Regions from separate parts of the Mus musculus genome. Here regions 1 and 3 are each linked to region 2. A link is a loop called in an ENCODE intact Hi-C map of the cell type or tissue named here. Cell type or tissue: left cerebral cortex. All regions are shown on one strand. Each heading gives the region's core, and the rest is flanking DNA. Links, peaks and the distances in the headings are about the cores only.

What was found. Peaks named below come from ENCODE experiments on the same cell type or tissue, not always from the same donor. Only the 100,000 strongest peaks of a DNase experiment are listed, where the experiment ranks them.
Region 1: it touches region 2 in a loop (12-fold over the local background); 4 of 42 quality-filtered maps call a loop at or near these places.
Region 3: it touches region 2 in a loop (17-fold over the local background); 2 of 42 quality-filtered maps call a loop at or near these places.

Annotation. Positions count from the first base shown.
Region 1 is chr2:55,812,910-55,821,186 of GRCm38, reverse strand. No RefSeq gene overlaps it. Among named protein-coding and RNA genes, the nearest start is that of Kcnj3, 380 kb to the right of the region's middle. In left cerebral cortex, for the core only: no CTCF peak of the experiment used is centred there; DNase peaks (open chromatin) are centred at 2,804 and 3,761; H3K27ac peaks cover 976 bases.
Region 2 is chr2:55,689,883-55,698,159 of GRCm38, reverse strand. No RefSeq gene overlaps it. Among named protein-coding and RNA genes, the nearest start is that of Kcnj3, 260 kb to the right of the region's middle. In left cerebral cortex, for the core only: no CTCF peak of the experiment used is centred there; DNase peaks (open chromatin) are centred at 4,512 and 4,739; H3K27ac peaks cover 2,055 bases.
Region 3 is chr2:55,884,794-55,893,070 of GRCm38, reverse strand. No RefSeq gene overlaps it. Among named protein-coding and RNA genes, the nearest start is that of Kcnj3, 450 kb to the right of the region's middle. In left cerebral cortex, for the core only: no CTCF peak of the experiment used is centred there; DNase peaks (open chromatin) are centred at 2,912 and 3,217; H3K27ac peaks cover 761 bases.

The DNA.
Region 1 (8,277 bases), core at 1,674-5,673, 120 kb before region 2:
ATAAGCAATCTAAAGAAAATCACCAAATAATGGGAGGGTTGGATAAACAGGCCTGACTTGTTATTTGTAACCAAAGGAAGCTTCCAATATCAGGACTGTGTTGTATCCTCTTTAGTTCTTGGCCAAAGAGTTCCCATGGAAACCTGCAGGCTGCCAATAGGTTGCACTCTGAAAATTACCAGCAAGTCTTCTTTGCTGAAGAGAACACCAATACAACTCACTGACCATGGAGATGTCAAACCATTACCTACACTGAGCCTTTACTCTTACATGGTAGCATCTTTGGGACAGGAAGGTACTTTGCATGCTTCCAAAGGAGAAATAAAAGAGTATCTGAGGCACCAACTCTTTGATTTGCAATGGTACCCTGTTCATAAAACATGCTAGTGAAATGGTGGCACAAAGCTTGTGAGAGTAACCAAATGTATCTGTTTAGAGGTTAGGCCTACTGCCTAAGACGAAACTAATTCAGACATAACTTGGTGTCCAAGAAACTGGTATTAGATAGTCCAGTGACCTAAGGTAAAACCAAGTACAATTGTTCTAAAACAACAAAAACAAACTACAACCACTAACAAGAACAGAACAGCAGTAAATTGATTCTTAATTACATTCTTCTGTATATACACATAGGTCAGTGCCTTGCTCATCCAAGGCACTGAAAGGAAGCTTTCAGAGAAGCTTCCACCTCCAGAAGAAAGGAACAAATACAGAGACCCACAGTCAGACATTATGCAGAAAGAGACCTTGAAACCCTCATCCATAGATAGTTTTTCTCAATCAAATTCCTTCCTCCTAGGTCAGGAAACCCTCTGCAAGAGGGACTGGTAAATGTATATGATACACAAGGGAAGAAGAACACGAAGAAAAGGAGGCCCTCTAGATCAACATGCCCATAGGACCTCACAAAAATTGAGGAAGGATGCACAGGGCCTGCATGGGGCTGTGCCCATGGGGTACTAGAACTTCAAGGAGAGGTAGGCACACTACCCAGAAGCAATCTGTAGCTGATGACTGCTTTGAAATGAAAAAATAGTTTCATCCAAGTGAGTCTGTCTAGGGAAACAAACTGTTAAGGGTAGGCTGCACGTTCAGCAGCAAATGGCCAACAGAAATAACCTTAGGGGGCTCTTCGGAGGTTCATCGTGTTATGTCTGGGTTCATTCCTTTTTAGAATTTATTTTGTATATTTTTAAATTTTTTCTTTATTTTTAATCTTTTTTTTTATACAGTCCAGACTTTTTCCCCCTCCTGGTCTGCCCTCTGACTGTTCCACATCCCATAACTCCTCCCCTGTTTCCAAGAGGATGTCCCCACTCCCCAAACCCCACATTACCAGACCTCCCCACTCCCTAGAACCTGAAGTCTCTTGAGTGTTAGTTGTATCTTCTCTCACTGAGTCAAGACATGGCAGTGTGAAAAAAGTGGGAAAAGAGTGGGAAAAAGGAACTTGTAGAGTCCACCTCCAGTAGAAAGACAAGGCATCAAGTGGAGGGATGGGATTGTCATCCCACAGACAAAACCTCTGACCCATAATTGTTCCTGTCTGAACAAACTGCAGGGTCAAAAATGGAGAAGAACCTGAGGGAAAGGGAGTCCAATGACAGGTCCAAATTATCTTTTAGTTTTTGCTCTCTCTATTCTCTCCTTTTATACTCTACAGATCGATTTCATATACATTATGGCTTCCTGTACTTGTCGTTTTGGTTATTTCTCTTAATCTGTTTTCCTTCTGTTGTTTGCTTTGACCAATTCCAATATATTAGTGTTTGTTTTCTCTTTTTAGATTTTATTTTATTTTATTTTATTTTATTTTATTTTATTTTATTTTATTTTATTTTATATTATTATCCCATAGAAGACTGTTTGTGATATAATGAAAAACAGAAACAGGGTGGACCTGGATGTGAGAGCAGTGAAGTAATATTTGAAAGATGTAAAGAGAGTGGGAACTTGTAATCACTATGAATTTTGTGAGAAAAAAATGTATTTTCAAAAAGAGAAAAAATGAAACATTTTATAAGGACTACTAATGAATTCTGAGAGTGGGAGAAAGCCTTCTCCAGGGAAGAACTCACCAAATTGTTAATCAAATTTGAAATGTTCATCTGTAAAACATACAAACAAATATAATTTCACAGGTAATATTTTACAGACCGTGAAGGGTGTATTGATGTGTGTGTGTGTGTGTAATATAAAATAAAACTGAAAACGGAAGTCATGAATTTGAAAGAGAATGTGTGTGTGTGTGTGTGTGTGTGTGTGTGTGTGTGTGTGTGTGTGTGTGTGTAAGCTCAGGGTTGGGGAAATTATAAGGAGAAATGTAACTATATTCTAAATTAAAATAATTAAAATATGAAATTGAAGAAATCTTTGTGTGAAATAAAGTCCAATGGGTAGGCTTCCAATGAAAAGTTAACCAGCTCTGAAATCGCACTACATCCAGGAACACAAATGAAGCTGTCACATTTGCTTAACTCTCTGTCTTTTATTCCCCTGTAAAGTACTATCAACCTTAGAAAGATGTTAGCCACGTAAGGAAGGAAAGATATATATATATATAATTTATCCTTGTGTCGCTTGAGTACTGAAGAAACACAGAGATTTGTTTTTCTTAGTGTGACCTCCTGGATCACAGCCAAATCGTCAGCTCCCACAGGGCTCTTTCTCTGCTTGGTCTAAATGGAGCACTGACGCCTGTTACCTTTCCCCTTTCTCTTTCAATATCTGTTACACAGGGTGTAATTTTACTAAAACAGGCCCTTTAATTATACATTGCCAAAAATATCCCCTACTGTGAAATGAGTCCCATGCTACAGCCAGAGAAGCTGTGGGCCCTGCGAGGTTCTGAAGTTTCCATTACGTGCACAGACCCCGAGAACAGCTGTTAACAAATCTGTCTCTGGTTTGGTCTGAAAAGGAGCCAGGCTGTGCTCCTGCTGTATTTTCGGTCAGAGAAAATAATTTGCATTTTGAAAGGCTTTGTGGGAAGGAGAAAAGATAGCAGAGGTATAATAACAGCTCAACACAACGAGCCCAAGCAACATATAAATGACATTGGAAATCCAATTAAACAACAGGCAGCAGAAAGAAAGGGATCTACAAGGTGGGAAAAGTATGACATCTATTTATTCATGGAAGGAATAAGTAAATTATTTAAAGATATTGGACAAGAAACGAATGGGTCATCAGACTGCTTAAAGTGAGGTCATGTAACCAAAGGAGAAAAAGGTATTAATTTGGATTGTTATTGTTTGTAAGAAAACCTGGAAAGTATTTGAATTCATCACTCCCCAATTACCAAACTTGATCTAATATGGAATTGGCTGTTTTTTCACATACTTTTTAAGTTGCAAAAATACACATCAATATAGAGATAACATATGTGTTCCTCATAATCAAAATATCCCCCTTCTGTTTTTCTCTTACTAGCAAATGTTTCTTACTATCAAACTTTAAACCTTGTGGTCTAAAGTAGATCCTAGGTAGAACAAAAGAAATGGAAATTGTAAACTAGAGCTACATTTACTAAGTATATAATTGAACTGAAACATTTGCTTTAATTTTCACTAGAAAACAGATATAATGATACTTTGAACCGTTTGTATTTAATAGAATTCTTGATGTGAAATACATATACCATTGGAGTTAAAGAGAGAGTCTTGCTTCCTATGGTAAGGTTCTTTATGGCTTCTGTGCTTTCCTTCTGCCTCATGCATATGCATAATTTGCATATGCATATGCCCTTCTTGGGGATTTTGCTTCTAAGTATGACAGAAAGATAAAATCCTGGTTAATGAAATGTGTATGACAGAACCATTCCCTGTCCCAGAGCTGAACAAAAACTGATCTGAAGTACAAACTTATGTTTCTTAAAGAAATTATCACTTTAATTTAAAGTAGCATTTCCCTAAGTCTGAAACTAGGGGGGAAAAAGCTATCCACAAGAATTCCAAACATGGCTGAATGTCCTGGTTCTCATTTAAATTAAAACTGAAATGTACAGTGATAGTACTGGATATTTCAAAAATAATTTCTTCCTTCAATTATATAAGCATTATTAAATTATTGTGTGGAAACTAATGTAGAATATTCCTACTGTAACCCTGGCCAAAACTCTATGGCTGGAGAGGTCATAGGCCTTAGAGAAAAACCTACTGTTGTTATTTTGCTAAATGTTAAGCTGTCAAAATGTCTTCTAAATGTTTGTTTTTACCATAGACCTGGAATATTCTCAATCTTGCTCAGAAATTTTTTTTCCAGTGAGCACATATCAATGCAGGGATTCATAACTGTTAAAAGTACTGAGACTTTCACAGAGTGTCCCGTCCTAAATCAGACATCAGGGTTGACCAGCACACCTCCAAATCCCAGGGGAAAGCATGGAAGACCAGAGGAAAAGAGTTTAAGAGCCAAAGAGTGGAGGAGATTGTTGCAAAACACTGTCTTCTTACACATGATATAGCTCTCAGACTCATGACCTTGCACCATGTGTACCTACTTGCACCAGGTCAAGATATAAAAATTCCAGCACAGATGGAGTACACAATCTCCAGCCCTAGACCCTTACTGAGTAGTTATTAGCAATTAGTAGTTACTGGAGAAAGAGGAACCCTGCTCTTTTGTGTACTTGGCCAGTAGTAGAATTCTCATGATCCCGTGGATCATTCTGTATCCATCCATATATGGGCAGCGATAACTAAGGAGAGAGAGAGAGAGAGAGACAGAGAGAGAGAGAGAGAGAGAGAGAGAGAGAGACAGAGAGAGACAGAGAGAGACAGAGAGAGACAGAGAGAGACAGAAAGAGACAGAGAAACAGAGAGACAGAGAGACAGAGAGACAGAGACAGGATTGTGAGGGAGTAAAATGGTGATGGAAATAAGGGGAAGTTGGAGATTATAGAAATAATTATCATATGTAATTTTATATACATTTATGAAATTCTCACTAATACATTTTAAAATAAAGTCCAAATTAACCAAAATTTAAAATAATGATAAATGTCACTGCAGCACTTATCTGTGTATCCCTAAAATTCTCAACAGTTATGCCTATAACACCCTAACTTTCTAGACTACTAAACCGCATAACTCTGATTTCCTATAATCCTTACTTGACTATGTTGTTTACCAATATACTTAATACCAGATCCCCTAACTTGTTAAAATCTCGATGTTTATTACATTATCTGGGGCTCTAAATTGGTCTCTAGGGTCTGGATTAGTTGATGCTATTGTTCTTCCTATAGGGTTGCAATTTCCTTCAGCTCCTTCAGTCCTTCCCCTAACTCTTCCTTATAGATCCCCAATCTCAATCCAAGGGTTGAATATTAAGTATGTGATCTGTCTCACTTTTCTTTTTTTTTTTTATAGTCATATAAGACTTTATTTTTTTTCCATTTTTTATTAGGTATTTAGCTCATTTACATTTCCAATGCTATACCAAAAGTCCCCCATAGCCACCCACCCCCACTCCCCTATCCACCCACTCCCCTTTTTTGGCCCTGGCGTTCCCCTGTACTGGGGCATATAAAGTTTGCCTGTCCAATGGGCCTCTCTTTCCAGTGATGGCCGCCTAGGCCATCTTTTGATACATATGCAGCTAGAGTCAAGAGCTCCGGGGTACTGGTTAGTTCATAATGTTGTTCCACCTATAGGGTTGCAGATCCCTTTAGCTTTTCTGCAACAGCATCAACTAACGATGACCTTTCAGAACTTTTAGAGACTAAGCCAACAATGCAAAAGCATATGTGGCTCATTGGCACATATGTTGCAGAGGATTGCCTTGTCTAACCTCAGTGGGAGAGGATGCACTTAATCCTGTAGAAACTTGGTGCCCATGGAAGGGGGATGCTGGTAGATGTGAGGAGGAGAAGGGTGGGTGTGTGGGGGAGTACACTCTCAGAAGCAAATAAGAGAGGAAATGTTGTGAAGAACTCAGGGAAGGGGGACAGTAAGAAGGGCAACACTTGGAATGTAAATAAATAATAAAATAATTGTCTCTGTGTCTCTGAATTGCTACTCTGCTCAGCATCTCTTTAGAGTAATTTGAAGGAAATTGCATGTTCCTATCTCTGTCTATGATTGTTATCTGTGTCCATGTTTGTATGTTACTTCTCTGACTTTATTCAATGATAGACTAAGATGTCAAAGTACAAGCCAAACAAACTCTTTCCTCACCAACTTGCCTTTTGTCATGATATTTTATCACAGCAATAGAAACCCTAACTGTAGTTACCCCACACAGGGGATTAACTCATCTTAGAACTCATAAATTGCCAAGTAAAAAGCCCAGTCTCAAGTGTGGGATACCTCCACTTCAGTAGTTGATCTACAAGCATCCCAGAGATAACACTCCAAAATAGATACTATTGTCACTTCTTTCGGCAGCTGATTAGAAACTGATAGTAACCTTGAGAAGAGTTTTTGCTAACCTAGGTTTTTTGTTATTCCAGATGAATTTGCAAATTGCTCCTTCTAATTCGTTGAAGAATTGAGTTGGAATTTTGATGGGGATTGCATTGAATCTGTAGATTGCTTTTGGCAAGATAGCCATTTTTACAATGTTGATCCTGCCAATCCATGAGCATGGGAGATCTTTCCATCTTCTGAGATCTTCTTTAATTTCTTTCTTCAGAGATTTGAAGTTTTTATCATATAGATCTTTCACTTCCTTAGTTAGAGTCATGCCAAGATATTTTATATTATTTGTGACTATTGAGAAGGGTGTTGTTTCCCTAATTTCTTTCTCAGCCTGTTTATTCTTTGTGTAGAGAAAGGCCATTGACTTGTTTGAGTTTATTTTATATCCAGCTACTTCACCGAAGCTATGCCTCTCCTTAGAATTGGGAACAAAACACCCATGGAAGGAGTTACAGAGACAAAGTTTGGAGCTGAGATGAAAGGATGGACCATGTAGAGACTGCCATATCCAGGGATCCACCCCATAATCAGCATCCAAACGCTGACACCATTGCATACACTAGCAAGATTTTATTGAAAGGACCCAGATGTAGCTGTCTCTTGTGAGACTATGCCGGGGCCTAGCAAACACAGAAGTGGATGCTCACAGTCAGCTAATGGATGGATCACAGGGCTCCCAATGGAGGAGCTAGAGAAAGTACCCAAGGAGCTAAAGGGATCTGCAACCCTATAGGTGGAACAACATTATGAACTAACCAGTACCCCGGAGCTCTTGACTCTAGCTGCATATGTATCAAAAGATGGCCTAGTCGGCCATCACTGGAAAGAGAGGCCCATTGGACACGCAAAATTTATATGCCCCAGTACAGGGAAACGCCAGGGCCAAAAAGGAGGAGTGGGTGGGTAGGGGAGTGGGGGTGGGTGGCTATGGGGGACTTTTGGTATAGCATTGGAAATGTAAATGAGCTAAATACCTAATAAAAAATGGAAAAAAAAAAGAAATTGATAGTAAGAGCCCATTGCCAATGGCACACCACATTGGTCTTAGGGGATGGACTAAATAAGATGGTACTGAAACAAGATTCTCTCCTGTAGGATCTTTCACATCGTAGTGAGCAAAATATTCTGGGAAAGAAAAATGTCATTAACATTCTTACACAGCTTTGAATTCTGTGAATTATAATAATGACTTATAAGGTACACTTATTGGTATACTAGTGGCAGAAATATGACGAAGCCTTGATTAACCCATACCACTTTCTGGTTATATTTAAGATCTGTTGTACAGGATAAAAAAAGCATACTTAGTACTTCAAACCTGTCCAAAAACCAATGGTTGAAGATGTATCATTCCCAGAGTTGAAATTACTAAGATTATTTTGCTAAATAGACACAGCATATAATGGCTCTCTAAATTCATAACTCTCTATGTACAGTTCAATAGAATTCTTAGATATCAACAGAGAAATTTCTTTCCACAGTAGGTAATGATTAATATCACAATGTAGTAGTTGTCAAAGAATAGAGAATAACTGACTAAAGAATGTTCAGAGACAAGGAGATTATTTATATCACACTCTAACCCTAAATCTCAAGAACCATAGAAGAGGGAGCATGACTATCATAAGTACCAGAAGTCTGGAAAGACTAGGACAACATAGCGTCTTCTGGATCTGATTCCACCACTATACTTACGATGGAATAGGAATTGTGGGTGTCTGTATGAGACCTGTACAAGATCCAATCAGCCAATGCTTAATATGGAGTGGGAAAATCTCTAAGTCTCCATCCTAAACAGGATGCATGGACTGCTGGTGGCTTCTGAAGAAAAAAAAAATTGAGGATGGTTACTGGT
Region 2 (8,277 bases), core at 2,920-6,919:
AGCATTTTACTATATTAAATGCATATGCCCAGAAAAATACATATTTGAATTTATGTTTTTAAAGAAAAACATTTTTAAAGTTTGGATATTGACTTCAATTTAATAAAAACACATATACTTATGTTTGTGTTTATTGATTTTTAATTTTAATACGTTTTACTTAAAATACAATATCATTATTTGCTTCCCCTCCTTTTGTTCTCCAGACTGTGTACCATACTCTTAAATTGATGAACCCTTTTTATTACTATTTTACAACACACACACACACACACACACACACACACACACACAAAGCAAGGGGGACATGGATAGAGAGATCTCTTAGAATAGCAAGCAAGCAGAACATAGAGAGATGCAAACTGGAAAAGCTGGATCAAGCAGAGCACAGAGAATCAACTTGATTCTGTGATTTGATTTCAAGTCTTCTCCAGGCCAATGCTAGTCTTTTGCACCTTCTGTTCAATTAGGAGATGATGGTTACCAAAAATATGTGAGTTCCACTTAATGCATCTTTACGTATATCTCATTGTGTTTCATAGGTGTTATTACTGAACAGAAATAACTCCAAGACTATTTTATAAAATCTCAAGAAATTGTATTTTGTACTACCAAGTAATACATAACATTAATCAAGTGTTCGATTTTGCTTATGTTTATTTCTTAGAAAGTACATTAGATTAATCAGGGAAAAATATGCTTCTAACTCTCGAAAACTTAACAAAACTGGCAAATGATGTAATAAATATGTCATTTGTAAGCCATCAATATTCTGTGCTCTTTATATCCACTTTGTGTCAAGAAGCAATATGTTTAGCAACCATCTTAAAAGTCTATAAGATAATTGATCTTAGTTTTAATTTCCAACCTAAACAAGAACCTCTAGCTCCTTCTAATTTTATGTTTCATACACAAATGAATAAACAGTTATAAATAGAGACACACCATTGAGTTCAATCCAAATGAAATTGAAATATTATAAACAAAAGGAAAGATAGAAGTGCACATAGACTGTTCCTATGAAATCTGTAAGGATTTGACTTATGCAAACACAGTCTGCATCAGTTTGTGTGCAGAGCCACCTACCTGCTGGGAATCCCTATGCTGACCATGTTGAATTTCACCATAACCAATTAGGGAGGTGAGATTCAAACAATCAATTAACACTTTGGCCAGTTCCAGGAATATGTATGCATGTTTTTATTTCATGGTTAATTTGAAACTGTAAAAATTATCACAAAACTAAAGAACACTTAATTGAGTGTCTCTGCTCGCAGCCTGCACTATTTTTCTGTGAATTTTGAATGAAAAGAAATTTGGGGAAGATATTTGCATTTATATTTGGGAGGGTGAGAAGCAATGGCTTAGAGAAGACTAGTCCTAAACTCATCTGGATTTGGGCAGGTGAGACATGATATTGACAGAACACTGAGGGGTGTACGAAGTTTTCATTGAGAAGAGCCTGCTATGAGGTGGACATTGAATTTCTAGTAAAGCATCTGCAAGTCCCTCATCAGCATCCTAATCTGAAATTTTCTAAAGAGCTGGTGTAGCCAGAGTCATCCAACTCTGAGGGGATCCTCCAAGTAAGAATCAAACAAACACACACACACACACACACACACACACACACACACACACACACACACACAAAGCAAGGGGGACATGGATAGAGAGATCTCTTAGAATAGCAAGCAAGCAGAACATAGAGAGATGCAAACTGGAAAAGCTGGATCAAGCAGAGCACAGAGAATCAACTTGATTCTGTGATTTGATTTCAAGTCTTCTCCAGGCCAATGCTAGTCTTTTGCACCTTCTGTTCAATTAGGAGATGATGGTTACCAAAAATATGTGAGTTCCACTTAATGCATCTTTACGTATATCTCATTGTGTTTCATAGGTGTTATTACTGAACAGAAATAACTCCAAGACTATTTTATAAAATCTCAAGAAATTGTATTTTGTACTACCAAGTAATACATAACATTAATCAAGTGTTCGATTTTGCTTATGTTTATTTCTTAGAAAGTACATTAGATTAATCAGGGAAAAATATGCTTCTAACTCTCGAAAACTTAACAAAACTGGCAAATGATGTAATAAATATGTCATTTGTAAGCCATCAATATTCTGTGCTCTTTATATCCACTTTGTGTCAAGAAGCAATATGTTTAGCAACCATCTTAAAAGTCTATAAGATAATTGATCTTAGTTTTAATTTCCAACCTAAACAAAGAACCTCTAGCTCCTTCTAATTTTATGTTTCATACACAAATGAATAAACAGTTATAAATAGAGACACACCATTGAGTTCAATCCAAATGAAATTGAAATATTATAAACAAAAGGAAAGATAGAAGTGCACATAGACTGTTCCTATGAAATCTGTAAGGATTTGACTTATGCAAACACAGTCTGCATCAGTTTGTGTGCAGAGCCACCTACCTGCTGGGAATCCCTATGCTGACCATGTTGAATTTCACCATAACCAATTAGGGAGGTGAGATTCAAACAATCAATTAACACTTTGGCCAGTTCCAGGAATATGTATGCATGTTTTTATTTCATGGTTAATTTGAAACTGTAAAAATTATCACAAAACTAAAGAACACTTAATTGAGTGTCTCTGCTCGCAGCCTGCACTATTTTTCTGTGAATTTTGAATGAAAAGAAATTTGGGGAAGATATTTGCATTTATATTTGGGAGGGTGAGAAGCAATGGCTTAGAGAAGACTAGTCCTAAACTCATCTGGATTTGGGCAGGTGAGACATGATATTGACAGAACACTGAGGGGTGTACGAAGTTTTCATTGAGAAGAGCCTGCTATGAGGTGGACATTGAATTTCTAGTAAAGCATCTGCAAGTCCCTCATCAGCATCCTAATCTGAAATTTTCTAAAGAGCTGGTGTAGCCAGAGTCATCCAACTCTGAGGGGATCCTCCAAGTAAGAATCAAACAAACACACACACACACACACACACACACACACACACACACACACACTGAAGTGGTGGCAAGACAGGAAATAATTTAATCAAAAGACATATCATATTAGGGAAATAAATTCAACCATTCAACCATTCAACCTAATTGTTGTGTTACGAACATGAGCTTTACTTTAAATAGGGAAAGAATTGAAGCATATACAAATGATGTCTGTAAGAATATTTTATGCAGTGTTGGTTAAATTTACCTTGATAGGTGATGAGATTAATTAGGCAGACACTGTTTGGATGATTAACATATCTGTTTGCAATGTAGAACTCTGACTCTAAAAAACCCCCAAATTACAGATATTGGATGTAAACAGAGGTGTCAGGCTTTAATTCTGGATTTGGTTACCATGCAATCTCCAAAGAGGAGTGAGTGCTCCTTATCAAAATCGGTTTCTAAGTCCATGCAACAGAAATGTCACATGGTAGCCAAGCATACCCATATCAAAACTCTCTTCTAATTAATTAGCTTTCACTTCCATTTCCTGTGTGATATATCTTGTGAACATCTCTATTCTTGTACTTTTCATACTTTATTAGAGCCATTTACGAGTTCACCTCCACTAAAACAATTACCCTCATGGACAATGACTGAGATTAGTTAGTTATCCATTTAATTAACTTAATACCAATGCCTAGAAAGCAATGCCTCTCAGATCCAGAATTTATTTCAGCTATAAATTCATTAACTTCTTCTGATCTGTACAGACAATTCTCACCAAACACAATCATGTAGGTACCTAGGTTGATTTATGGTGCTTTTTTCAGCAGTACTTTCATACCTCCTCTGACCCTTTTTTCAACTCCATGAACATGCTTAATTCATTTCTCCTTTCATTGTGGTTTTTCATGTTCTCCACATACACTAACTTATGCTGCTTCTGTGATGATTTGATTTCTATGAGATTCCAATAATGGTGGCACTTGGCTTGAGTTATATTTAGTGTCCTTACTTAGAATGATCTTATAACTGATCTATCCTGTCTTCTCAGAATATATGCATGAGTTTTCCCATTGATTTGCAATAATAGTAAGGCTTGACCTGTTAAGTAGAAATAACCAAATACTATTAAGTAAATACTTGAAATGCAGGAAGTCTTGCAAAAAATGAGTTTAAAAAATCTTATGAGAATAAGAAAGTATGATAACCTCAATTATGTACATACTTAAAAGATAGATTAAAATTTCAAAATAGTTATTTAAGATATATGTGTTTTTTAATGATGTACCTTGAAAGAAATTCGATATAATGCCCACAAGACATAAGAAGAAAGTCTATCTGGCATTATTTATAGTTATATCTATACCTTTGAGTTTAAAATCTATATTAGTTGTGATTTGCATTGATTCAAAAACCTTCATACTGTCCCTACCACTATAGCAACATAATTCCCAGTATGGAGAATCAAGCTGCTGTGGTCTCTAGGATGTCCCACTGCTTGCTTTGGATTTGTTCACAGCTTCTGATGCATTTTAATCTGCACCCCAACCCATATGGCTACACCGAGTGCACTCAGAATTAGTCTCAGGTACATAGTTACTCAGCTCTAAGACAAAAGCATAACCATGTCAGGCACATAAGTTGTTCATCATCAATGCAGTAATTTATGACTCATAAAGATGTGATGTAGACCCTCCTGAAGCTTATTAATTTCTAACTCCTCTTAATATCAGGATCTAAATCTGGCTTTTCTCCCAGTATGAGGGGCATGCTCAGAGAAGATGGATACTCAAAATGTTTTCACCACTGAGCGGGGGTAGGAAGCTTCCATCTGAGTAGGAGTTCAGGATCTGTTCTGTGATTTCTGTTGCTAAGCAACTGCTTCCTTTGTCTGCTCTGTTCAGAACAGTTGCTTTATTTATGCTCAGTTTAAATGATGCAGATCATAATGTGAAACCATAAAAGAAAATAGAGAATATTATGAGAAAATTTGCTTCAGAAATTTGCAATATGGTGCAGAAACTAATGAGCATGAAAGCAAATAATGTTTTAATAGGAAAAAAAACCCTAAAAAGTCTGTATCTCTCAGTTCTATTACATGAGAGGTTTTGAACAGGATACAGAACAATGACTTAACTTTTGACATTATCTAAGAATGACAGAAACACAAACAAGCTCAGAGGCAGGAAGTCATTAACTACTACTAAACAATCTTTAGAGAAAAGTTTAGAAAAAAAAAAACATTTTAAGTACCAGATGTTGAGATAAATGTGTTAAATTAAAAATAAAATTCTTAAAATTAAAAGATCAAATAAAGGATGGTTCAAGGATAAATGAGGAAGAATGTATTTCTCAGTTTTTCAATTTTTCCAAGTTTAAGAATCCTTGATCTGTGTGTGTGTGTGTGTGTGTGTGTGTGTGTGTGTGTGTGTGCGTGCGCGTGCATGTGTGTGACCAGGTAAAGGTGTTTTCTGCCAAGCATGATTATCCAAGTCAGTTGAAGACTCACATAATTGAAGCAGAAAACACAATCTGGAAAGTTGTACCCTAATGACACACATGAGCTCACACACACACACACACACACACACACACACACACACAGACACACACACACACACACACAAACATTCACACACCATTAGACATAAAAACGAAAGGAAAATTTAAAAGTCTACTCTAATTCTGACCCTCACATACAATAGAATTGAAAAAATAACCCTCCTAGTTGATTAAAAAGAACTTCACCCTTTTATACTACCTGTAAAATTATTTTAGTGGTTCTGAATATATTTTAAAGCCAATTGCTACATTAAAAGGGTGTGGTCTCTAGAGTAGTTACTAAAGTTTTACACATGTCCTTAGTTTCTTCTTTAGTAAGAACTTAATGTTTATTCACTTATTATGAGCAGTAAATCAATGTGTGTCAATAAGACCAAGTTATATTAACACTTTGAAGATACTAGTGCAAACATGCAGTGATCGTTGAAGGTAATACTAGTATTACTGTTATCTCTATTAAAAAGAGAAAAACGGACAGCATGCAGAGCCACGTTTTAAACACACATGCTTTGATGTAGCTCTGCCTGTTGAGAATTTGCTAATCTAAGAACTATTTTTACTGCATTTCTTTCCTATGGTAAAATTTTGTAGCTAACCGCCATCTCTTTTGAAAGCCTTCTCATTAGGAATTATGGTAAAACACTATATATTTCCCTCTGTGCCCTGGGGATCGTCAGTCCATATTGGTCCCCTGTGGCAAATGGAGCAGCAGGACAGATCAGATTATGGAAGCCCCATTAGTAAGGACTGACATGACAACATTCCTGCATAAGCATCAGAGAGATAGACCCACTTTATTCAGGGTGAGTCAAGGTTTTACAGTTTGGGAAAAGAAGGTAGGGATATCCAGGGTGAGAAAAGGTCACTTGCTGAAGGCTAAGACACTGAGATGTCTCCTTAGCATGGGGTAGTATTCCAGGAATCTCAGGTTTCTTTTACAGAGAAAAGGAGTTAGACCTGGAATTTCTTAAGGGCTGCACAATATTCCACAGGAGGCAGAATGGAGTCTGGATCCCTCAGCTAGAAAACAGTAAGCCTTGCTGACAGAGTGAGTCTGCCATTTTTCACCATGCTCTAAGAGCTTTCAGGTAATGTCAAACTTCAACCATAGGACCAGGGTTTTCCTATACTAGATAATTAGAATCTTCTGTGTTTCCTATTTTTATTCTTAAGACTATATACCATGATTATAAAGTCCTTGCCCTGCTATGCTATAGTTACAAATGTTACCTAAATATATCCTATTCCTGCCATTGATTTTTATGTCTCTCTACTATTCCTTAACATACTGAGGTTTGTAATGATAAGCAGATTTGAAGAAGTTGCAACCTCAGCTTTTGGGTAATTGGCTCAATTAATTATGAATGTCTTCATGCCTTCAGTTTTACTACATGTAGAAGTGTTAAATAATAATAAGAACCAAGGACTGTCTGATCATTATTGGAATCACTAAATTCTTACTGTCTTTATTATGGCTTATAAGATTAGATATTTAAAAATATTTTTCATTTATATTTTTGATAATTTTTTACACTATACTTTGATCATATTATTGCCCTTCCTCCAACTACTCCCAGATAACCCCAATATTACCTATTCAACATGTTATTCATTCTTTCTTATTAAAAGAAAAAGAAAAGCACACATAAAACAAAAACAACAAAGCCACCAAAAATTATGGAGTACAATTTATATTGGCCAATCACTACTGCCGTGCAGTATAGTTTGCATAACCAATGCCACTTCACTGGACAAAACTGATTTTCACTTCCTAGCAGGTATCAATTCCTTCACTCTCTGAACTTGGAGACTGTGACTTCCCACACAAGATTTGCACACATTCAAGTCAGACACGCTCTCAGAATGGAGAAAAGGATGTGGTTTCAGAATTCCAGCCCTATTCATGCAGATATGTGAAATTTGTCCTTTTTTATTCAAGTCAAAGAAAAATTATCCTGGGCACATACCCTAAAGATGTTGTAACATATAACAAAGACACATGATCCACCTTCTTCGTTGCAATCGTATTTAAAATAGCCAGAAGCTGGAAACAGTCCAGATGTCCCTCAACTGAAGAGTGTATACAGAAAATGTGGTACATTTACAAAATGGAGTACTACTCAGCTATTAAAACAATGATTTCATGAAATGTGTGGCCAAATGGATGGAACTGGAAAATACCACCCTGAGTTAAGTAACCCAGTCACAAAAGAACACACATGGTATGCACTCACTGATAAGTGGATATGAGGAAAAATGCTCAGAATACCCACAATATAATTCACAAACCATATGAAGCTCAAGAAGAAGGAAAACCAAAGTGTGGAGGCTTCAGTCCTACTTAGAATGGGGAATAAAATAACAAAGAAGGTAGAGAGTGAGGGGGACTTGGGAGGAAGAGAAGAGGGGGGCAGGAAAAGAAGGGGCCAGGATCAAGTGTAGGAGGAGATGGGGAGAATGTCAGAAGGTCAGGAAATTGAAGAGAAGTGCATAGCAATTGGGGATGGGGATCTTAGGTTAGCCACCAGAAAGTCCCAGATTCAAGGAAAGTAAGAGGCCCCCAGTGCCCAAATGTGGATGACATTCACTGAAATACCCAACAAAGAGGAGAGAGAGCCTGTAGAGATTATACAGAGAAGTTAGATATGGCCTTCAAATGACTGATGGGGCTACCCACCCATCTCAGAAATTTGAACCTAGGATTGCTCCTGTCTAAAGGAAATATAGGGACACATTGTGGAACAAAGAATGAAGTAAATACCATCCAGAGACTACCTGGG
Region 3 (8,277 bases), core at 1,674-5,673, 200 kb before region 2:
CTATTTCAAATGTCAGTTATCTATGAAGATGGCAAGTGTGGGTGGGAGAGAAAGAGGGAACATTTGACCATCTGCTCTGTGATTAAATAGGCCTAAAATTCAAGTAGATAGTATTTTCTATTTTAGTGTTTGACAGTCAATAAATGTGTCCATTCTTCCATGCTGCCAAGAGTGAACATTAGCTACTCAACTAAGAAGAGGGTTCACATCTATTGTTGGTTAACCATAGTTTAATAGATATGAACATTTTTCATCCGTTCTTTTTGTCTCCACTAAATTAGAATGCTTAGTTTAGTAAAATTCTAATATTTGATTTGAAAAATGACAGATATGAAAAATGGATGAAAGGAAAGCATACATTATATTAATAAAGCAAAACTTGGATGACTAATGAGATTGCATGTGCTTTTCATTTAGCAACTTTGACATTATAAACGGCCACTTTTAATGGCCTATAATGGACAGGTTTTGTTATGAGATTACTTTAGGTTGAAATTCTTACTTTCTAAGTTCCAAAGCTTAGTTTCCAAGTCTTTAAACATAGTATTTGGGTGTCCTTTATTAAAGCACATTTTAAATATATCTAAAGGTAGAAATTTAAAGCAGAGACTACATTTCCTGTTCTATTTTTGTAAATATATTTTTAAAATGGTGAGCATAATAGTAGTCAACTGAGAAGAATAATTGTTTAAGAATTTAACTTAATAAAAATCAGATATAATAGTTGTAATATTTTGACATTTCAGGTTACAATAATGTTTTCCCCTTTATAAATTCAAATCATTTAAGACCCTTATTTGGTGCAACGTGCAGCAGAATGACAACTGTCTGACTTCCTTTTTTCATTAATTGGAGACATACTTCCTGCAGTGATGATCACCATGTGTTTGTATGTAGGGTTCAAAAAAAGGTCTATCAGCTTTTTGTAACAATTTGTGTTTCTTCTCCTCCAAGAGAGTCTGCCTGAAGTTCCTCTTTAGAATGGGTTGCTGGAGTGCTGCAAGTCTTTCATCATTTTTACATGAAGTTTGCTCTTCATAGAGATTATTGCTAAAATTTGAGTGACTTATTCTTGCTTAGAATAATAATGATGATTTGTATTTGTTAAATACAAATAATGTTGGTGAACTTAACTTTCCAGTAACTTGCTTCCTCTCCACCTATTCCTTTGAAAATGTATATTTTTCATTGCTTTTGCTAGTCTACACATTTGAAAACTTATAATTTAACAAATAATTTATAAATATTTTGTTCTATACTGTGAGTTTATTATGAGAATAATAACCTAACACCCATCACACACAAACCAGTACTATGAATAAAATAACAGAATTGCCACATTGATGATTTAAAGATCAACGTAAGTACACTTTGGTGAAATTTGAAAAGTAGCTAGGTTTGTTTCTAAAAATTTATATATATATATATATATATATATATATATATATATATATATATATATACATATGTATATAATCAAAAGATTAATCACAAGATTATATTTATTGTCATTTATCCATGACAACAAATCCATTAATCCATGGTTTTGTTTTGGTAGAAACAACACCGTGTTTGTGAAAATGTTTATTCAAATACCCTTTTTAGCAGTTATTTTACTTGTCAGGGGTTCACTTCTAATGTGGAGCACCAGAAACACTTTGACTTCTGTCAACTCCTAGAAATACATCTGCCATGCTACATTTCAAATGAGTACTTCAGAGGTGTCCTCTGAGCCCATACTGCTTTCTTCACTGCCTTAGTTCTCACCCCTCTTCATTTAGGAGGATGTAATTAAAAGCATGACACATTTTTCTTCCACTGAAAGCATAGAGATACTGTGTCAGATAAAACCCAGTTTTAGGAGTTAAAACACAATAATTTACAGTTTCTATTCAACCAGAAAGAAGCCTTTCATGTACTGATATTAAAATATTTATGTAAAAAAACCTCAATTATATGCAATAAAACCAGTAATACTAACACCCTCGTCCTCTCAATTCATTTTAAGTGACCTAAATGTTATCAGACACACAAGAGCTAGCCCCTCCCAATTCATTTTGTAAAACTTTGACTTAATATTGTTCGGTTGTCTTTTCATTACTTTTATGAAAAAACTTCAAATGCTCTTAATCCATCATGACTGTCAATGTTATTAAATCTATGTTCCTTAAGCTATAAATAAAAACAATTATGTTCAATGTCTTTAAATGCTTGTTAAAAGCCAGATGCTTAATTGATTATTTCGGAGCATCTACTGCTTCCTGAAAGGGAATCAAAAAAAAAAAAAAAAAAAAAAAAAAAAACATACCAACAAAGAGTTCTAATTTTAAATGTATATTTAAATTAAACCTGGAAAACATTTATTATATATGAAATTGAACTAAATATAAAATGGTTGCTATGATTGTACATACTTTAATTATTGTGTGGATTCTTCCACGGAGTTTCTGAGTTGAGAAAGATTTCCATTTTTAGTAGTAACTGTGAACAATGTTGGAAGTATACTACAATACTACAAAGCTTACACAGGGCTCTAGTTGCTGTATTTCTCTAAATGCTTATTAACTATACTCTGGTTCTTATTTCTTGACAGTGTTATCTATATAAGCTGTAGTTTGATATCTTTTAAATCTTTAAAATAAACGTAGCTATATCTTGACCTTCTTTGCTTAAAATGTTAGGACTGAATAAATAGCAGTCATATTTTAAGTACTTATGGGTATTTATAACTATAACTTAAAGCACATGTGAAATGTTTATATTAACCAAGAAATGTAAAGAACATGATAGGTCTGTGATTTCTCTCTTCTGTTGTTAGAGTGAGTGGGCCTTTTGCAAACACAAAAATGGCATATTGCAACTCCCCAGCATCTCTTCTGGGAATCTAAGCTATTCTAAAAATGAACACTGCTGATCGGATTCTATGTAAATTTCCAACATTTGCTATTCTATTTTAATAGCTGAATACATTGGAGGAATATATCGCATCACTAGTGTAGGTAAGGAATTTATTTGGCAAAAGGAGACTCTGAAGATTATCTTCTTTATGTAACAAATGCACAAAGGGAGCTGCTGTGTGTAGCTAGCAAGATAAAACCACTTAGTGATGTGAGCTTCTGAATTATATTTGATAATGGTGTTTTAATTTCAATTTCAAATAAATCCCACATCACGATCTCACTCTTTAATCCAAAGTAGGGCTATTATAAGGATGCTGGCATAGAAGAAATATCAAGGGTTGCCAGGATACCATCGTAGGTGGCTGACCAGGGCAGGTGACAATACTCAGTTAAGCTTTTGGCTTGCTACCATGGAAATCCTGCTCATCTAGAAGACACACTAAACTTAGTCATGAAAATATAATATGTCTTGATGGCCATTACTGTGTTGTGATTATTAACTGTTTTGTCCTAAGAGTCAAACACTGTCTGTTCCTGCTGATGCTCAGAATCTAACTGATTTAAATAATGATTTTTCCTTTTACATTCATGAAATAATGCACTCTATATAGTAGTGACTTTGCTTTATTTTAACTACATTGCAACATGACACAACTGAATCAGGTGTAGAAATGGTTAGTACAATACTCTAGGATAGAAATATTACTAGATTAACATTTCCTAGTTGTCCTAAATTCTTTGTATATTCGTGAGTTACAAAACAGGTCTTACCTAATCTACTCTTTTTGAAATGTATGTGTAGGGATATATATAAAATTACATCAATAATACTATCCATTATAACTATATAGAAATAATTATATAATAATCTGTGTCCTATTTTCATTTCGGGTGCTGTAATAAACACTACAGCCAAAGTCATATAAAGAAAAGGAAGTGTATTTGGGCTTATGGGTCTAGAGAAGAAATCGATATTGTTGTGAAAGAAAGGTGACAAGCAGCAGTCATACTGAAGGCAACAAGAAGCTGAAAGATTGCAATTTCAACCATAAGCAGGAAGCAAAGAGAGCATGCTGAGGCAATTTAATCTCTATTTCCACTCATAGTGTCTTACTTCCTCCATCAAGTCTTTATTACTTCCCCCAAAATTACTACCATCTGGGGACCAATTGTCCAAATGCTTGAGTCTATGTGATATATTCCTGAATCAAATAACTACAAATAATATATAGATACATGTTAACATAATATATTTACACATATGTCTACATGCTTGTGGAATAATGCTAATTATACATTTCTGTATATATTGTGTATTAATCAGTGTACATTTCATTTTAATTTCAGACATAATTTTGGAAGTGTTTACTAGTTGTCTAATTTGAGCATACATGTATGCAGTATGAAACACAATAAAGTTTCTAGTCCTCAAGTATACATTCCAATAGTGGCAATATAAAATACATCCATGGATTTTATTGTTGCTACCACAATTTAACACAAATGTATTATCTTAAAAATGTCTGCATACTGTCCTTGTTTTTAATAGCAAAGTAGTATTCCATTGTGTACATGAACCACATTTTCTAGTGAGAATTCATTAATTTCGCAGGCAAATGGATGGACCTAGAAAATATCATCCTGAGCAAGGTAACCCAAACCACAGAGGATATACATGGTATGAACTTGCTGATGAGTGGATATTAACTAAAAAGTTCAGAATACCCATAATACAACTCACAGACCACATGAAGCTTAACAAGAAGGAAGGCCCAAGAGTGGATACAATCCCACTTGGATGGGGGAACAAATTAATCACCAGAGGCAGAAGGAGGGAGCAACCTAGATGGGAGAGGGAAGGGGGAATGGAAAGGGGAGCAGGATCATGTATCATGAGAAACAGAAGAGAAGCCTCGGGGAGGGGGCAGGAGAATATGGAGGAATATACAGAAGTGTGGGGTAAAATGTAGGGAGAACCACTAGAAAGTCCCAGTCACCAGGGCTGTGAGAGGCTCCCATAACCTTAGCTGAAATGCTCAACAGTGTAGATGTGGAACCTGAAGACACCACCTCCTGTAGGTAGACATGGCCCCCAGCTGAGGCATGGGGCCACCAATCCATCTTCAAATTTTTGACTCAAAATTGTTCCTGACTAAAGGAAATTCAAAGACAAAAATGGAGCAGAAACTGAAGGTAAGGCCAACTTGAGATTGATCCCGTGTGCAGATACCAAACATTGACAGTACTACTGATGTCATGTTGTGCTTGCAGACAGGAGCCTAGCATGGCTGTCCTCTGAGTGTCTCTGTCAGTAGCTGACTCACATACACGCAGATACTTATAGCCTATCCTTGGACTGAAGTTAGGACCACTATGGAAGAGTTAGGGGAAGGACTGAAGGAGCTGAAGAGGATTTCAATCCCATAGGAAGTAGGACAGTATCAATTAACTTGGGTGCCTGAGAGCTCCCAGAGTGTAAGCCACCAACCAAATAGCATACATGGGCTGGTCTATGGCCCCTGCTACATATGTATAAGAGGACTTCCTTGCCTGACCTCAGTAGGAGAGGATGCACTTAGTCCTGTAAAAACTTGATGCACCAGGGAAGGAGGATTATAACAGGATGAGGTGAGAATGAGTGGGTAGGTGAGCAGCTTCTCAGAAACCAAGTGGAGGGAAGATTGGGTGAAGAACTCATAGAGCTGACACCAGGAAGGGAGGCAATTTTTGGAATGTAAATAAATAAATTAATTTTTTAAAGTATCTGCATGTTTTTAGAGTTTTCAAAATAATAAATACAAGTCTCCTTATTTTTATTTTAATAAATTATTTATTTGTATTAATGGAATCCACTTTTAGAAACTGAACAATGAAGTCAAAAGCCATAGACCACATCAATATTTTTCTATTTGTTTATTAATGTATTCACTATATATCTTCTATAGTGGGTTGCATGCCCTCTTTCCTCCAATTCCCCCTCACACAGCCCCTACACCATCCTTCTCTCCTCATCTCTGAAAAGGGTACCTCTGGGTACCAATTCACATTACACCTTAAGTCACTGTATGACTATGTACTTCTTCTTCCACTGAGAACAGCCAAGACAGCGCAGTTAGGGAAACGGCATTCAATGACATGCTTCTGAGACAGGGTAAGCTCTCACCCTAATTGTTGAGGAACCTGCATTAAGACTCATCTACACCACATTTGCTACAAGTGTGCCCGGGGACCAGGGTAGGTCCAGCGCTTATATTTTCTTTGGTGGTGGTTCAGTTTCTGGGATTTCCCACAGGTTCAGGTTTGTTGACTCTGTTGGTCTTCCTGTGGAGTCTCTATGTCCTCTGGATTACCTAATTCTTTGCCTAACACTTCTATTAGAATATTTGGCTGTGGATCTCATTATCTGTTTAGATAAGCTGATTGGTGGGGACTGTTAGAGGAAAGTTATGCTAGGCTTCTTTTGGTAAGCATAGCAGAGTATCATAAGTAGTGCCAGGGATTAGTTCTTGCCCATGTGATGGATTTCAAGTTGGGTCAGTTATTGGATGTCCATTTACTCAGTGTCTAGGATATCCTTGTGCTTGCACTTGTAGACAGGACAAATTTTAGGTCAAAGGTTTTGTGGGGCGGTAGGTGTTCTTTTCCCTCCACTTGGAGTTTTGCCTGGCTACAGGAGGTAGACACTACAGTCTCTATATTCTTCACTGCTAGGAGCCTCAGCTAGAGTCACCCTCATATCTTCCCTGGAGCCTCCAATATCCCAGGCCCTAGAGATGCCTCCTACTGACAATTTCTATTCCCTCTTCCTACAGTCTCCCAGGCTCTACTTACATTTGATCCTGACTCATTTTCAGTCCCCATCCCATCTCCCACCTAGTAACCTGATTCCGACCAACTCTGATAACAACTTTACTTCCACTTCTGAGTGAGATTTAAGCAATCTTCTTCAGGCCTTCTTTGTTTATTATCATCTTTGTATCTGTGGATTATAACATGATTCTAAGATCAACAATTGATAAATGGGACCTCATGAGTCTGAAAAGCTTCTGTAAGGCAAAGGACATTGTCAATAAGACAAAATGGCACCCTACAGATTGGGAAAAGATTTTCACCAACACTACATCCAACAGAGGGCTAATATCAAACATATATAAAGAACACGAAAAGTTAGATACAAACAAGCCAGATCATTTTTAAAAATGGAGTACTGGGCTGGAGAATTGGCTCAGAGTTTAAGATTACTGGTTGCCATTACAGATGTCCTGAGTTCAATTCTCAGCAACAACATGGTAAATCACAGCCATATATGATATTGGGTACCCTCTTCTGGCTCACAGGCGTACATTTACTTATAATGTTGTATACACAATAAATAAACATATGTTTAAAATGTTTATTTTTCCCTGGGAGCTCTGGGGGGTTTATTGATTGATATTTTTGTTATTACTACAGGGTGGCAAACCCCCTCATTTCTTTCAGTCCTTCCCTAACTCCTCCATTTAGGGTTCCTGTGCTCAGTCTAATGGTTGACTGCAAGCATCTCCACCTGTATCAGTAAAGCTCTGGCAGAGCTCTCAGGAGGCAGCTATATCAGACTCCTGTCAGCAAGTACTTCTTGGCATCAGTAATAGTGACTGGATTTGGCGGCTGTATATGGAATGGATTCCCAGGTAGCACAGTCTCTGGATGGCATTTCCTTCCACCTCTGCTCCACTGTTTTTCCCTGTATTTCCTTTATATAGGAGCAATTCTGGGTTAAAATTTTTGAGAAAGGTGGGTAACCCTATCCCTCAACTGGGGTCCATGCCTAACTTCTCCAAAGACTACATATGGAGGGACCCTTTGCTCCAACTGCTTATGTAGCAGAGCATGGCCTATCTGGCATCAATGATAGGGGAGGCCTCTGTCCTGTGAAGAGTTGATGCCTTAGAATAGGAGAATGCTAGGGCAGTGAAGCTGGAGTTGGTTGGGAATGTGTGAGCACCCACATAGAAGCAGGGGATAGGTGAGATATGGGGTTTGCAGAGGGGAAACCAAGAAGGGGTTGAAATTTGAAATGTTTTACTGACTGTAACACAATTCTTTCTCTTAGACTGGTACTGGTTCTCTTCCCTATTAGTAATTTTCCTTGGCAGGTATTCCACGGCTCTGGCATTTCTAACATCTTGGGGTTCCCAAGGCAATTCTTCACCCTCAAAGAATCCCACAATGGCCTTTCACAGCTTCACACAATTGCCTCTCTGGGTCTTCATGCAGGGGCACCCCTGCACCATGTCTAGCCTCTGTGGTTTTTGTTAGTCTCAGAGGGAGATTCCATAATTCCTTTCCTTTGTTCTTGACTCTAAAGACAGAGTTATGAGGTAGAATATTCTAAGTT